2 separate regions of the Homo sapiens genome follow, and region 1 is linked to region 2. A link is a loop called in an ENCODE intact Hi-C map of the cell type or tissue named here. Cell type or tissue: PC-3. All regions are shown on one strand.

Region 1 (8,000 bases), 130 kb before region 2:
CTCACGCCTGTAATCCCAGCACTTTGGGAGGCCAAGACGGGTGGATCACTTAAGGTCAGGAGTTTGAGACCAGCCTGACCAACATGGTAAAACTCCATCTCTACTAAAAAAATACAAAATTAGCCAGGTGTGGTGGTGCATGCCTGTAATCCCAGCTACTTGAGAGGCTGAGGCAGGAGGATCGCTTGAACCCAGGAGGCGGAGGTTGCAGAGAGCCGAGATCACGCCATTGCACTCCAGCCTGAACAACAAAAGTGAAATTTCATCTCAAAAAAAAAAAAGAAAGAAAGAAAATGTAATATATATACACAGTGAAATATTATTCAGCAATTAAAAAGCATGAATCCTGGCATTCATGGCAACACGGATGAGCCTTGAAGACATTATGTTAACTAAAATAAGCCAGGGACAAGAAAGATAAATACCACATGCTCTTACTCGTATGTGAGAGCTAAAAAAGTTGATCTCATAGAAGTAGAGAATAGAGTAGTGGTTACTAGAGGCTTGGAAGGGTAGGGAGGAGCAGGGGATAAAGAGGAGTTGGTTAGGCCTGTCTCAAAGAAACAAAGAAGAGTTGGTTAATGTATACAAAATTATGGCTAGACAGAAGAAAAAGTTCCACTTTCTATTGCAATGCAGTGTGACTATAGTTAACAATATTTTATTGTATACATTCAAATAGTTAGAAAACAGGATTTTGAATGTTGCCCAGACAAAGAAATGATAAATATTTTAGGTCATGCTAATTACTCTGATTTGATCATTACACATTATATACACATATTGAAATATCACACTGTATCCCATAAATACATACAAATATGTATCAAATAAAAATGTTTATCAATCTTTTATAAAATAAATGACCATTTTTTTTCAAACATGATTATACCATTTTGCATTCTGTAGGATAATTTCAGATGATCCACATACTTGCCAACACCTGGTTATTTATTTATTTATTTTCATTTTAGTCATTCTAATGGGTGTGTAATAGTATCTCACTAGTTTTAATTTGCATTTTTCTGGTGATTAATGATATAAATGTCATATATTTATTATTTGCGTATCTTTTTTTCAAGAAGGGTCTGTTCAAATCTCTTGCCCATTTTATAATTGAGTTGTCTTATGACTAAACTATAAGATTTCTTTATGTATTCTGGAAACGAGTCTTTTGCCAGATAAATGTATTGCGAATATTCTTTAAATTAACAAAGGGCTTAGCATTCTTTAAATTAACAAAGGGCTTAGCAATCTGAATACTGTTTATTTAATTTTAAAAAGACTGAATCTCTATAAGAACAGTGACCTTTTTGGTATATTAAGGTATGCTAATCAAAGCACCATCTCCATCTCTGCAGTAACACTGAAAACCCACAGTCATACAGCTACAACAGCTGTGAAAATCAACAGCTTAGCAGCCACTAGAGAAGGCAGAATGTGGTTGAAGTTTCACAAGGCCCTACCCCCAGAAAATTGCCATCCGGTTTAATATGTCCTATAAGCTCTATACTCAAAATTTGTCTTAGTTTGTTCTGACTTTAAGTTCATTCTGTGAAAACAACACTGCTATTGGGGAATTTGTCAAAAACAATCATCTGAAATAGTTTAAGATTATGGTGACCTGAAGCAGTGTGACAAGCTGAAATTAACAAGAGGCTGACCAAAACACTTGGTAAAAAAAAATAATAATAATTAATTAAATAAAATCAAGACACGCCAGGCTTGGTGGCTCATTCCTATAATCCCAGCACTTTGGGAGGCTGAGGCTGGAGGATGGCTTGAGCCCAAGAGTTCGAGACTAGCCTGAGTAACATAGTGAGAACCCCATCTCTAGAAAAAATAAAAATAAAAAATAGCCGGGTGACGTAGTGTATGCCTGTGGTCAAAGCTACTCAGGAGGCTGAAGTGGCAAGAGGTCGAGACTGTAGCGAGCAGTGATCATACCACTGCACTGAAGCCTGAGTAACAGAGAGAGACCCCATCTCAAAATAATAATCATAATAATTTTTAATGGACAATGGCCTGCCCATGGGGGCTTTGAAAAGTTGCAATGTAAAATCTAGAAAGACATGGGTCATAAAAAAGAATATGTGCATGTTCCAGGCTATTCATAGGCCCATGAAAGACTTAAGAAGTTCCTAATCTCTCACCTCTTGCTTAGCCTTGAGGTTCTGCACAAGCAGGAAGAGAAACATAAGGCATAATGGTCATCTGACTAGGTGAATGTCGTTGAAAGCATATCCCAATTCACACAATGACCAGCAGCAAAAGCTGGAAGGCTATTGGTTCAAAGTATTTAAATTAAATCATTGTTCAATCATTAGCTGCCCACTAAGCAAACCTACCAGAGGCTTCAGTGGCTTCTAACAACAAAGAATACACACTTTATAGAATTAGTCCAAAAAGTCAATAAATAAGCATACAATAACAAACAACCACCCTGGGGAAGGGAAAAATCTAATTTCCAGAGTTGCCACATGATTTTATATGTTCACTTTTCAACAAAAAATTATGAGACAGACTAAGACACAGGAAACAATAGTCCATGCTCAACGGGACACCATGCCTAAGAACTAAGGAAAGACTGAGAACAATGTCTCACCAAAGAGAAAATATCAATAAAACAATGGAAATAATTTTGAAAGAACCAATTAAAACATACAGTGGTGAGGGAGCTGCTGAATAAATTCTTCCACTCTTCAGTCCCCAGCTGGATAGTTCTCAGTCATATTTCATAAGGCCCTTCAGAGGCTACAGCATGATTAAACTAGTTGTCTGAGCATTGGCCAACTCAATAATGCATCCAAATATTGGCTTTTCCTCCTTTCCCATTTCACTTCTTTTCCACTCCCTGCATTGATCATTTCCTTTGTCCCTCACTCTTGCTTCCACTTAAACTACCTCTGCTCCCAAGCCTCTGCATCAAGCTCTCTCTGCTTTTAGGGGGAAGCCAGGTAAAGATAATGAGCTCTTCATTACTGGAGCTGACTACTACTCGTTACTGGAGCAAATGTTAGAAAAAGATTCTAGGCATTAGATTATAACAAACTTTATCGAAAGATTGGGGAGGAATCAGTAACTAACTGGAATGGGAAGTTGGGAGATACAAAGAAGGGGAGCAAGAATGAAGGAGAAGGAAAATACATGAGCTGCTTCAGAGAAAAGAAAAGCTTTTCTTATCCATAATCTCAAAATCTAAAATAATGTCCAGTATAAAGTAGGTCGTCAATGTTAGCCAAATGAATGTATGACTTTAAAAGAGTAAATCAACTTTTTAATTTCTAAAGGTCTAATTTAATAGATGGAAGCTGTCCGAAAAATTAAATCTACTTTTTCCCCAAATTCATCTTCTTTTTTTGAAACAGGGTCTCATTGTGTCACCCAGGCTGGAGTGCAGTGGCATGATTGCAGCTCACTGCAGCCTTGACCTCCCGGGCTCAAGTGATCCTCCCACCTCAGCCTCCCACATAGCTAAGACTACAAACACACACCACTCCACCCAGCTAATTTCTAAAATTTTTTGTAGAGACAGACCCTTGCTTTGTTTCCCAGGTTGGTCTTGAAGTCCTGGCTTCAAGTGATCCTCCCACTTTGGCCACCCAAAGTGATGGGATTACAGGTATGAGCCACTGCACCCAGCCCCAAAATCCACTTTAATATATAAGCAGTTTACTACCATTTCAGTGGTCCCAGGAATATTAAATAAATGTTGCAAAAATTTAGCACAGCTTACAGTTTCATTACTATAGCTGTATTACATTAGGAATTTATAGAGTGGGTCAGATGTGGTGGCTCACGCCTGTAATCCCAGCACTTTGGGAAGCTGAGGCATGCGGATTGCCTGAAGCTCAGGAGTTCAAGAGCAGCCTAGGCAACATTGTGAGACCCTGTCTCTACCAAAAAAAAAATAATAATAATAATAATAGCCGAGCATGGTGGTGTGCACCTGTAGTCCCAGCTACTCAGGAGGCTGAGGCAGGAGAATTGCTTGAGCCCGGGAGGCAGAGGTTGCAGTGAGGTGAGATCACATGCCATTGCACTTCAGCCTGGGTGACAGAGCGAGACCCTATGTCAACAAAAAAAAAAAAAAAGGAATTTATAGCGAATGGATATACGAAACTCCATGTGAATTGTGCCAGTAATCCATTATGCCATAAAAGCTGCATAAGGATAACCTATAGAAAATTGTTCTGAGATATTAGTGCCAAAGGTACTGATCAACCCAGGGAGTGGAAAAAGGGTGTATCAAGAAAAGGAAATAATGAAGCTCAAGTCCTAATTAGTTTCCACTTATAGAGGAGACAAACTACAATGCAACATGTATAGAACAGGAAAACATGTATAAAACGTTATCTACAAGTACAGGTATATATATTTACCTGTATTGTGTATAACTCCATTTGCACCTAGTTTTTAACTGGGAAGAAACTTAGGTAGCTAAGTTTCAATATGACTCAAAACTTCATGGATGCAACTCTAATTCTAAAGCAGATTACACAATAAAAATGCCCGAGGGATTCCTAGGCTTTGTGGTTTTGACTACTTTCAGTTTGAAATAAAAAATGTTCTCTTAACACATGCATCCCTTTATACTTATGAATTTATTAGTTTCAATGACTCATCACATTACCACCTGGTAAGGTTATGTGCTTTTCCAAAGCAAAATGAGGTAGTGGAAATATCACTAAGACAGGAGTTTTAGTCTTGCCTCTGGAACAAATCAGTTTCATGAGTTTGGGCAAGTTAACTTGCCTCCCTGGGCCTCAATTAATCAAAAACAAAAAAATGCTACTACTTACCAGTTACTGTGGCTTCCCTTTAGTTCCTACAGTTGTGAAAGAAACATAATATCATATACCTCATTGGCTTGTGGGGGGATTAAAATAAGATGTCATGGTGAAGTTCTTTCACAAAAAATAAATTGGCTGGGTGCGGCAGTGGCTAACGCCTGTAATCCCAGCACTTTGGGAGGCTGAGGCAGGCAGATCACTTGAGCTCAGGAGTTCGAGACCAGCCTGGCCAACATGGTGAAACCCCGTCTCTACCAAAAATACAAAAAATCAGGCAGGCGTGGTGGTGTGTGCCTGTGGTTCTAGCTACTCAGGAGGCTAAGATGGGAGGATCACTTGAGCTCAGGAGTCAGAGGTTGCAGTGAGCTGAGACTGTGCCACTGCACTGCAGCCTGGGTGACAGAGTGAGACCCCATCTCACGAAAAGAAAAAAGAAAAGAAAAGAAAAGAAAAAAGAAAAGAAAATAAATCACTTTCTAAATGTAGTTATTTTTATTTTAAAATTTGGCTAACGTTGCTATTAACTAGACTGATATGAACTAATGAGGATATACGCAGTTAGCCTATAAATTTGAAGTGAAACTAGACTAGGACAGTGGTTCTCGCACTTGTTTTTTTGTTTTTTGAGACAGGGTCTAGCTCGGATGCCCAGGCTGGAGTGCAGTGGCATGATCTCAGCTCACTGCAGCCTCAACCTCCTGGGCTCAAGTGATCCTCCCACGTCAGCCTCCTGAGTGGCTGGGACTACAGCTGTGCGCCATGACACCTGGCTATTTATTTTTTTATTTTTTTCTTGTAGAGACAGGGTCACACTATATTGAGGAGGCCGATCTCAAACTCCTGTGCTCAAGCAATCTTCCTGTCTTGGCCTCCCAAAGTGTTGGGATTACAAGTGTGAGCCACTGCGCCCAGCCTGGTTCTTGCATTTTTAAAGGGTTATAGACCCCTTTGAGAATATAAAAAATACTTTCTTCCCAGAAAGATATATGTAACATAAACTTCTGTACAATCTCTACAGTTCCAGATGCCCTAAGAAACCCATGTTAAGAACCAATAAACAAGATAATCCTCAAGGTCTCTTCTCTTTAACACTCTTGAGTATATGTTTTTCCTTTTTAAAATGAGTAAATGAAGTAGCTACTCTATAAATCAGATTGATTTAACCAAAATATCTTCCTCCTAATCCAAATACATAAAAATACTGGGTAAAAGGGCAACAAACATGTGTGTATTTTTAAAATACATAGCAAACTGAGAAAGCAAGAAAAAGAAGCTCCCAAGTACTAGAAATGAAGAACAAATTCAAAGCCATAACAGAGAGCAGCAGCTGAGGCAGTAGAGAGATTAGAACTAGATATACTCAGTTCTCATTATTTACGGATTCTATATTTGCAAATTTGCCTAGTCAATAAAATGTACTTGCAACACCAAAATCAATACTTACGACATTTTGCCCACTCATTCATGGACATGCAAATAGCTATGAAAAATGTGAGTCACCAATATATACATTCTGAGCTTGAAAAGGGGGATACTGCCTTCTTGTTTCAGCTCTCATACTATAAAACAATTGTCCTTTTCCTGGTCTATTTAGTGCCACATTTGTCACATTTTTCTACTTCTTGTTGATGGGTTAGCTGTTTAACATGGCCCCTTAGCATAGTGCTGAAGTACTATCTGGTGGTCCTAAAGGAAAGAAGGCTGAGACATCCTTACAGAGAAAACAAGTAGGTGCTAGATAAGCTTCGTTCAGCCACAGCTTCTAGTGCTGTTAGCCATGAATTCAATGTTAATGAATCAACTATATATATGATAAAATATGGGGTCTTTAAACAGAAACCAGGTAAAACAAGTTTATGTATTGATGGCTGCTGAAAACGTGGAGAGGCTCACAGGTACCTAACCCTGTATTTCCTCTAGGAGAAATGGTTCAGTATTCACTAACTAAATGTTTACATTGACTTTACAGAGCATAACTACCATGAATAACAAGAATTGACTATATGTGGTAGTTGGAATTTTATCAGCAGGCAAAGGGACATTACTTAGGAGCTGGGAGCTTGGAATGAGGTCCCTTCATGAGGTCTACTGGCATATGACACTGTAGGAATACACTAGAGAGTCTCCCATTGTGGTAAAATAAAGTTATCCAGAACCACAAGCTTTTGCTAATTAGAGTTCAAGTTTATACTGCTCACAAAGGTTTCTAAAAGTTAATTTTAAAACTAATCCTGAACCAGCACCACGCAAGCTCTAAGAAGAGGAAAAAAAAAATGCCCCATAAGAACACCTCTATAACCCAGGGCACATAAGGGAATCCCAAAGAAACAACTGCCACCCAGAACTTCACAGTTGAAAATTATAAACCACACTAGGAAACCAATATGAGAGCCAGGCAGCAGTCAAGGCAAATAAGTGGGTTCTCTTCTGTAAGATCTAGGATTATATTACACTCCAAAAAGTAATTTTTAAATATGAATAATTTAAATATTCAAAAAAATAGTAAAAATTAGAATCCATATACCAGTCACAGATTATCTCAAAAGAAACAAGAATCAGAATGACAGCCATTTGCTCAACAACAACACTGCCAAAAAATGGATTATTAGTTTTTACTTGCTAAGAGAAAATAACCATCAACATACTAGTAGCAAACTAGAAAACAGATCTGAAGAAATCATCCAGAGCACAGCACAGGGAGAAAAACAGCTGCAAAATATAAAAGAAAAAATAGAAGATAAGGCTAGGAAAAGAGGCACTGATAGGAAAACCCAAATAAGGGAATAAAAGGCATGGGGGAGGCCAGGTGCCATGGCTCATGCCTGTAATTCCAGCACTGTGAGAGGCCAAGGCAAGCAGACTGCTTGAAACCAAGAGTTCGAGACCAGCCTGGGCAACATTGTGAGAAGTTGTCTCTACCCCTTCAAAAAAAAAATTATTTAAAATCACCAGGAATGGTGGTGCATGCCTGTAGTCCCCAGCTAAGGTGGTTGGAGGGAAGTTGAGGCTGGAGGATGGCTTCAGCCTGGGAGGTCAAGGCTTGCAGTAAGCTATGATAGTGCCACAGCACTCCAGGCTAGGCAACAGAGCAAGACCCTGTCCCCGCTCCCAAAAAAGAAAGAAAAAGAACAAAATGGGAATATCAAACAAAATGGATAATATATATTTAAAAGGGCAATTCACGTAGAATACACAGCAATTACAAAC
Region 2 (8,000 bases):
CTCCAGCTCGGGCAACAGAGCATGACTCTGTCTCCAAAAAAAAGTGATTTGGCTGGGTGTGGTGACTCACGCCTATAATCCCAACACTTTGAGAGGCCGTGGTGGGAGGCTTGCTTGAGCCCAGGAATTCCAGATCAGCCTGGGCGAGATCAGTGAGACCCAGTTTCTAAAAAAAATTAAAAATTAGCCAGGCATAGTGGCGTGTACTTGGAGTCCAGCTACTGGGGAGACTGAGGTGGGAGGATCACTTGAGCCCAGGAATTAGAGGTGACAGTGAGCTATGATTGTGCCACTGTACTCCAGCCTGGGCAACAAAGCAAGACCCTGTCTCTAAAACAAGAAAAATGAAAAGTGATTTGTGGGACCAAGTGCAGTGGCTCATGCCTGTAATCCCAGCACTTTGGGAGGCCAAAGTGGATGGATCACCTGAGGCCATGAGTTCGATACCAGCCTGGCCAATATGGTGAAACCCATCTCTACTAAAAACACAAAAACTAGCCAGATCTGGTGGTGTGTGCCTGTAGTCCCAGCTACTCGGGAGGCTAAGACACGAGGATCACTTGAACCCAAGGGGCGATGGCTGCAGTGAACTGCGATCATGCCACTGCACTCTAGCCTGGGTGACAAAGCAAGACTCTGTCTCAGAAAAAAACAAAAAAAAAAAAAGTGATTTGTGTTAGATCCCAAGATGGAGAAGCCAAGAACATAATCCTGATCTTCTAACTCCGATTCCAGTGTTCCTTTTTCCTTTTTCCTCAACACAGAGCAAGAACATAACTTTGTTTTGCTTCCACCCTACCTACTTTCAGAAAGTCGCTCCGCTGGCACAGTGTGAGGAAGGAGAGTGGGAGTATAAACATCACTGTGGTCAAGACAGTAGGAAACATCCTACCTTTGCCTCTAGCTAATCAGACTTTTAGAATCCATGCAATTGAATGGAAAGAAATGGAGAATGGGTTAGCTGCTGGGTTTTATTTTCTACCTGTCCTATTTTTGGCTTTCTGTGTATACTCAGAAACAGAAAACTACCACAAATTTCAAGGAGCCCCTAATCTAGAATATCTCTTGGATCTTCTGCTCATATGCAAAATTTTAGATCTGCTTAACTGTTGACTCTTATCACTTTGAGTCTTAGAAAAGAAGGAAAGAGGCCAGGCGTGGTGGCTCATCCCTGCAATCCCAGCACTTTGAGAGGCCAAGGTGGGTGGATTACCTGAGGTCAGGAGTTCAAGACCAGCCTGGCTAACGTGGTGAAACCCCATCTCTACCAAAAAATACAAAAATTAGCCAGGCGCAGTGGCACATGCCTATAGTCCTAGGTACTGGGGAGGATGAGGCAGGAGGATCGCTTGAAACCAGGAGATCCAGGCTGCAGTGAGCTGAGATCATGCCACTGCACTCCAGCCTGGGCGACAAAGCAAGACTTCATCTCAAAAACAAAAATTGAAAAAAAAAGAAAGAAAAGGAAAGAATAAAAACCTTTACTTGCCCCTAGCTTATGAAACTTTTGCTCTTCCACCATGTTTTATTGAACTACTTTTTTTCTTATAAATCTTAATCTCTCTGATATGCCTTAGCTGGTGATTTTTAGCATGCTTTTAGTTACCATCCACTTCACAAAGCCATTCTGTTCCTAGGGCTTATGATGAGATTCGTTTTACTGGGGACACAGCACCAAGCAGTTTACTGTAATATATAAACAAAACAAAACAAAGCTGAAACATTCCTCCTTTTCCTTTCCGTGAACTCTCACCTTTCTACTTATGTAGCACAACCTGCATATCCTTAACCTCTTAAGGATCAGCATTTCAGATACTACTAGGAGTTTACTCTTGGTCAGGCCACAATAAGACAAATCATTAAAAGATCAAACACAATCAAATGACCTGCAGGAACTTCGACAGTGTACATATTCTGACCAAAAGTGGGCAGAGAGCATGTGAAGGAAAAGCACCGACTCCACAGGGCAAATCAGAAGGGCTGCACAAGAAATACCAGCTGGCAGCAGTTACCAACACACTACCACTTTCTTTTCTTTTTTTGAGATGGAGTTTCACTCTTGTTGCCCAGGCTGTAGTGCAATGGCACGGTCTCGGCTCACTGCAACCAACATCTCCTGGGTTCAAGTGATTCTCCTGCCTCAGCCTCCTGAGTAGCTGGAATTACAGGTGCCTGCCACCATGCCCAGCTAATTTTTTTTTTTTTTTTGTATTTTTAGTAGAGACAGGGTTTCACCATGTTAGCCAGGCTGGTCTCGAACTCCTGATCTCAGGTGATTCACCCGCCTTGGCCTCCCAAAGTGCTGGGATTACAGGCGTGAGCCACCTCGCCCAGCCTCGCACTACCACTTTCAAATCTTTCTTTCTCCCTGCTCTTGGTTGACTGCATCCGCCTAAGAAGGTTGCCACACTGGTCCTAGACCCTGTATTTGGTGATAAATTCACTCAAAACAAAGTTATAACCATATAGGACATACTTGCCAATGACTCTGAGTTTATTTTTCACAATCATCTTTCAGCCAAGAGAAAAAATTAATTATCACTCCACCCAATCATTACCCTCCATTCTTCTGTGTATATGCTTTGGCATAAAGGGTTGGCTTGCCTGCACTCTCGTTGGGGATGTTTATTATTCTTTCTTTTACTCCAAGCCTCCTACCAACAAGCAGAAAAAAAACCTCCACACACAATGGGGGAAGGAGAGAGCTTCCCACAGCTGAGTCAGCTGTGAGCACTGGAAAAGCGAAGCTAGGTGAAGTTCCTTCAGCCCAGCAGCCCCCAACCCTATCCCTATTTTACTCCCTGGGGGCTGGGCCCCTTGTGGCAGGGACTAAGTAGTCAGCTCTTTGTTCCACACTCAAGCAGAATTCAGTGGCAGGTGAAGCCATCCAATAATCCTGAACTTAGACTGACCTTGACCTAAACCATAGCTCAGTGTGATAAAGAAAATAATTCACTGGGGCAAAGGTGCTTTCCTTAAAAAATAACTTGCCATGGCGAATTTTTTACTGCCCCCCACACTTATCTGTAGCAACCAGAGACCAGGACAAAATTATTATTCAAGCTGCTGACCTTAATCCCCAATTGTTTAGGAGGTGCTGGGGCAGTTCCTTGGTCAGCTTGGATGTCACTTTGCCCCAGACAGGGGTGCTGAATATGTCTAACAGTACAGCAGATTGTCCCTTAAGAACAATCATCTGCCAAGTAAGGGTAATTGCTGAGCAAGAGGGTCCCTGGCACAGCTACGGATCACGTCTTATAAGGTCAAAACCACTAAAGGAAAAGGCCCAAAGTTCTGGTTGTATCCACCACTTTCCACTTCTACTATCTCCACTCCCCAAGTGTGGGAAACCCATTTGCCTCAGAGATCTGGGCTGGGAGTCACCCTGCAATCTCCCTTCCCCTGGTGGTGTGGAAAGGCTTAAAGGCCAGACACACCAGCTCAGAGAAACAGCTCATCGAAGCCTTGCACTTACTTCTCATAGCGCTGATAAGCGCGTTGCCGTCTTTGATTACGTCTTTGATGAATTTGTTGGTCCTCTCCAGTTCCTGCTCATAACACTTGAGCCTCTCGCGGAAATCGGGGCTGTCCAGGTAGCAGTCGCTGAACTCCAGCGGGGGATGACCCATGGTTCTGATGGCCGGGAGTAGGGGGAAAGGGGAAAGACACAAAGACCGAGAGCATCAATGGCACAGTAGAGGAAGTAGAGGGGACGGACTGAGCGCGCGACCCGCTTAAGGAAGCTCATAGCCTCCGTCCCTTTGGAGGACAGGTACCTGTTTCAGTGAGACTCCTGAGGAGCGCTGGCTGGTCCGGACAGAGAACAGGCGCCCCGGCGATGGCTTCAGGGCCAGGGAGAGCTAACTATCGCAGTCGGATCCCGGCAGGGTGCTGCCTAGCAAGCAGCATGTCCCTTAGGCATCGCCTTCCCAGATAAGCAGCAAAAACCGCAGCCCGACTTGCCTCCGGAGACGGGCCGGATCCTTCCTGAGCAATTGCAAACGTGACACTTGGGCCCGCCCAAGGTGTAGGCGAGGTTAGAGCTGGAGCTGGGAACAGCCTCTCTACAGGCTCCTCGCTCCGGAGCGAGCGGAAGACTTCCTTGGCCGAACTCCGCGGGCAACCCGGATTGCACTGTCCCCTCCCCTTTCTTAAAGCCAACGCCTGCGCCCCGCCCCAGCGAAGCCCGAGGACCAAACCGGAGCGCTCTGGCTCCTTCCTCAACTGTTTTCCTTGTACCTTAGAGTTTCCTGACCAGGGCCCGCTGGCTGCTAAGACTTCTTCCTGGTGCAAGGGAGCCGGCCGGCCGGCCGTCCTTTTAGGCGCCGGAAGGGTTAAGCCAGGGCGGCAATGAAACGTAGCCTCGCTCCATAGACACTGCAGCGGGAAGAGGAGGGCGAGAGCGCGACGCACAATAGCCGCGGTAGCCCAGCGCTTCCCTACGGAAACTGGGGAGCAGTCAGCGCCCTAGGACTCCAGCTGGAAAGCGTGGCGGCCTGGGAGATGTAGTCTTTCCGTTTGCACTCCCCAAGACTCCTCCCTGCAGTCTCCCCACCACCCCGCCTGGGAGGCTGCTCTCCCAGAACGGCATTCCCAGCCTGCCGCAGGCTCCTGCGCAGGGACCGGCCCCAAGGGGCAGGTGCGCGGCGCTGGACTCTGCGGGGGAAGTTTCCGAAACTAGAGCAAGAACCCGCAAGACTAGATTGCAGGAAGCCATCTCTCAATTCCCATGATTCGGCTGGGTTGTGTATTCTTTTGCCTTCCCCTCTTTCCAGCCTCCTTCGGACCTACCAACTTCTTTTCCTCTTTCTTTTCCCATGTCTCCTGCTCTAAGTGCTCTAATTCCCTTGGGCCTTCGACCTGAAGGGTTGATTCCTACTCTAGGGTCTCCGTGAAGCTCAGTGCCCCCTGCCAAAGAAAGGGAGGCCATAATTCAGAGTTAATATTTTCCTGAATAGGACCTCAGAGCATGGCTTTTGTGGCAGACGCCGATAATGCATATGATTTTCCATGTGTAAGTGGAAAGTCTAAGAATAGGATGTTATAAATTGTCTTGCAGCTTACCTTAAAGGCAGCTGTCTTGAGACTAAGGGTAGGTAGAGGCTCGAAAAACTAAAAAATAGTTTGTGCGTGGGCAAAGAGATCCCTTTAATTCTGCAGAAGTGTTTACATTAGATTGCCCTGTGAAGAAAGCCAGAACGGAAGGGGGTTGTAAATAGAATAATAGTGGCTGACCCACCTGAATTAGGGTCCTGTTGCTGCTGTGACAAATTACCACAAACTTGATGTCCTAAATCAGCATAAAGTTATAATCTACAGTTCCAGAAGGCAGAAATCAGAAATGGGCCTCACTGGGATCAAATCAAGATGTTAGAAGGGTTGTGTTCATTTTCAGATAGTCTAGGGGTAGAATCTGGTTCCTTACCTTTTCCGGCTCAAGCTGCTCACATCCTTTGGCTCATAGCTCCCTTCCTCCGTCTTTAAAGCTAGCACTGGCCAGTCAAGTCTTTCTCATGCTACATCACTGTGATTCTCATGCCTCCCCTTAAGGACCCTTATGATTACACTGGGTCCACAGGATAATCTCCCCCATCACATCATCCTTAATCACATCTGCAAATTTCATTTTGCCACATAAGATAACGTAGCCACAGGTTTCAGGACATGGACATCTGTGAAGGAGGAAACATTATTCTACCCACCACACAACCTATCGCCCATCTCACTAATCTTCAAAACAACCCTATGAGGATGGTTTTATTATTATACCCATTTAAAGATGGAGAAGCTGGGTCAAAGAGAGTTTAAGTGACTTGCCGAAGGACAAACAGCTAGTTAAATGGCAGCACTTGAACTTGAGCCCAGCCTGGCTGGCTCTAGAGGTAGTGCTCTTGACCACTACACTATATAGCAGAATGGCAATGAGAAAACGCCCTCTGAAAATAAATAAGTAGCCACATCTCAGGGGAAAGTTTTGTTTCTTACTCTTTTTATCTTTAAGGTTAATTTATGGGAAAATGTCCAAAATGAGCTTTAAATGCACCATGGGTTGAAAAATGCAGGTACTAAGGGAAGGTACCCATTCAATGGGTATATGGTCTTTCACACTAGTAAGTTTCCTTTTAGCATTCATTCACTCGTTTAACAAGCATTTTTTGAACACCTGCTATATACTTTTATTTATAAAGCCTATACATATATTTTCATCACTATAAAAATTGCCATTGACATTTTTTAAAATTTTATTTATTTATGTATTTTTTTGTTTGAGAAAGGGTCTCACCCTGTTGCCCAGGCTAAAGTGCAATCAATAGCTCAATCACGGCTCCCTGCAGCCTCGACCTCCCTGGGCTCAGGTGATCCTCCCACCTCAGCCTCCTCCTGAGTAGCTAGGACTACAGGCACATGCCACCACACCTGGCCAATTTTTGTATTTTTTTGTAGAGACGGGGTTTCACCATGTTGGCTAGGCTAGTCTCAAACTCCTGGGCTAGAGGGATCCACCCACTGCAGCCCCCACCAAAGTGCTGGGATTACAGGTGTGAGCCACCATGCCCAGCTGCTGTTGACATTATTGATGTTAGATTCAATCATACTCATCTGAGTTCCTATACTCAAAGTGTTTTACAGTCATCTGTGTTATCCTTTATCTAGACAATGAAACTAAAGCACAGAAATAACAAATTCCCTAGACCAAATACCGAAGAAGAAACAGGGCTAAAATTAGAACTCACACGGCGTGGTGGCTCACGCTTGTAAACCCAGCACTTTGGGAGGTCAAGGCGGGCAGATCACCTGAGGTCAGGAGTTCAAGACCAGCCTGGCCAACATGGGGAAACCCCATCTCTATTAAAAATAAAAAATTAGCCAGGTGTAGTGGTGTGTGCCTGTAATCTCAGCTACTCAGGAGTCTGAGGCAGGAGAATCGCTTGAACCCAGAATGCAGAGGTTGCAGTGAGCCAAGATTGGGCCACTGCACTGCAGCCTGGATGACAGAGCAAGACTCCATCTCAAAAAAAAAAAAAAAAAAAAAAAAAAAAAAAAAAAAACTCAGTTCTTCAGATAATACTTGCATTCATCAAGCACTATCTTAATTGCTTTGCACAATTTCTCCCTGACCCTCACAGCTAACCCTATGTCACTGAGAGTCTTTAAAATTTTGTTCACATAACCCCTAAAAGAATTTTGGGAGCTATGTACTCCTTCGTTTTTAAGTGGTATCTTTTTTTTATTTTATTTTTTTGAGACAGAGTCTCACTCTGTCACCCAGGCTAGAGTGTGGTGGCACGATCTCCACTCACTGCAACCTCCACCTCCCAGGTTCAAGCAATTCTCCTGCCTCAGCCTCCCGAGTAGCTGGGATTCCAGGCACATGTCACCATGCCCGCTTTATTTATTTATTTATTTTTAGTAGAGATTGGGTTTCATCATGTTGGTCAGGCTGGCCTTGAACTCCTGACCTCGAGCGAGCCACCCACCTCAACCTCCCAAAGTGCTGGAATTACAAGCATGAGCCACCACCCCTGGCCTAACATCTAAATTTTTTCATTATGCTTAAATAGTTGCAAAAAGTTTAATTTCTAACATACTAGGAATATTGACGTTTTAAAATAAAACTGTTACATCACTCTTTTAAAAGTATTCAATCTGACATCCATCATCAAACGCACAAAGCAAAACAAAGTGTAAACACATCTTGAATCTTCAAAAAATTTATTCTATTGTTCATTTTTTCTTCTTCAAATCAATTATCTATACGTTTTCCCCACAGAAATTTTATCCTTTTTTTTTTTTAAACAGTCTTACTCTGTCACCCAGGCTGGAGTGCAGTGGCACAATCTTAAGTGCACTGCAGCCTCGAACTCCTGAACTCAAACGATTCTCGCATCTCAGACTCCCAAGTAGTTAAGAGTATATGCCTGAGCCACCATGTCTGGCTAATGTTTTTTGTTGTTGTTGTGTTGTTTTGTAGGGACAGGGTCTCACCATGTTGTCCAGGC

What was found. Hi-C counts contacts between places; a loop is a spot of excess contacts. Peaks named below come from ENCODE experiments on the same cell type or tissue, not always from the same donor. Only the 100,000 strongest peaks of a DNase experiment are listed, where the experiment ranks them.
Region 1: it touches region 2 in a loop (2.4-fold over the local background); 3 of 110 quality-filtered maps call a loop at or near these places.

The regions. Positions count from the first base shown.
Region 1 is chrX:68,303,380-68,311,379 of GRCh38, forward strand. All of the region lies in intron 2 of OPHN1 (oligophrenin 1), which reads right to left. Among named protein-coding and RNA genes, the nearest start is that of OPHN1, 130 kb to the right of the region's middle. In PC-3, no CTCF peak of the experiment used is centred here; a DNase peak (open chromatin) is centred at 4,542; H3K4me3 peaks cover 337 bases; H3K27ac peaks cover 4,325 bases.
Region 2 is chrX:68,429,392-68,437,391 of GRCh38, forward strand. OPHN1 (oligophrenin 1) reads right to left here and starts at 4,104. Exons shown (of 25, transcript NM_002547.3): 1 at 3,777-4,104; 2 at 3,476-3,633. The coding sequence starts at 3,629. In PC-3, no CTCF peak of the experiment used is centred here; DNase peaks (open chromatin) are centred at 50 and 4,070; H3K4me3 peaks cover 3,028 bases; H3K27ac peaks cover 2,541 bases.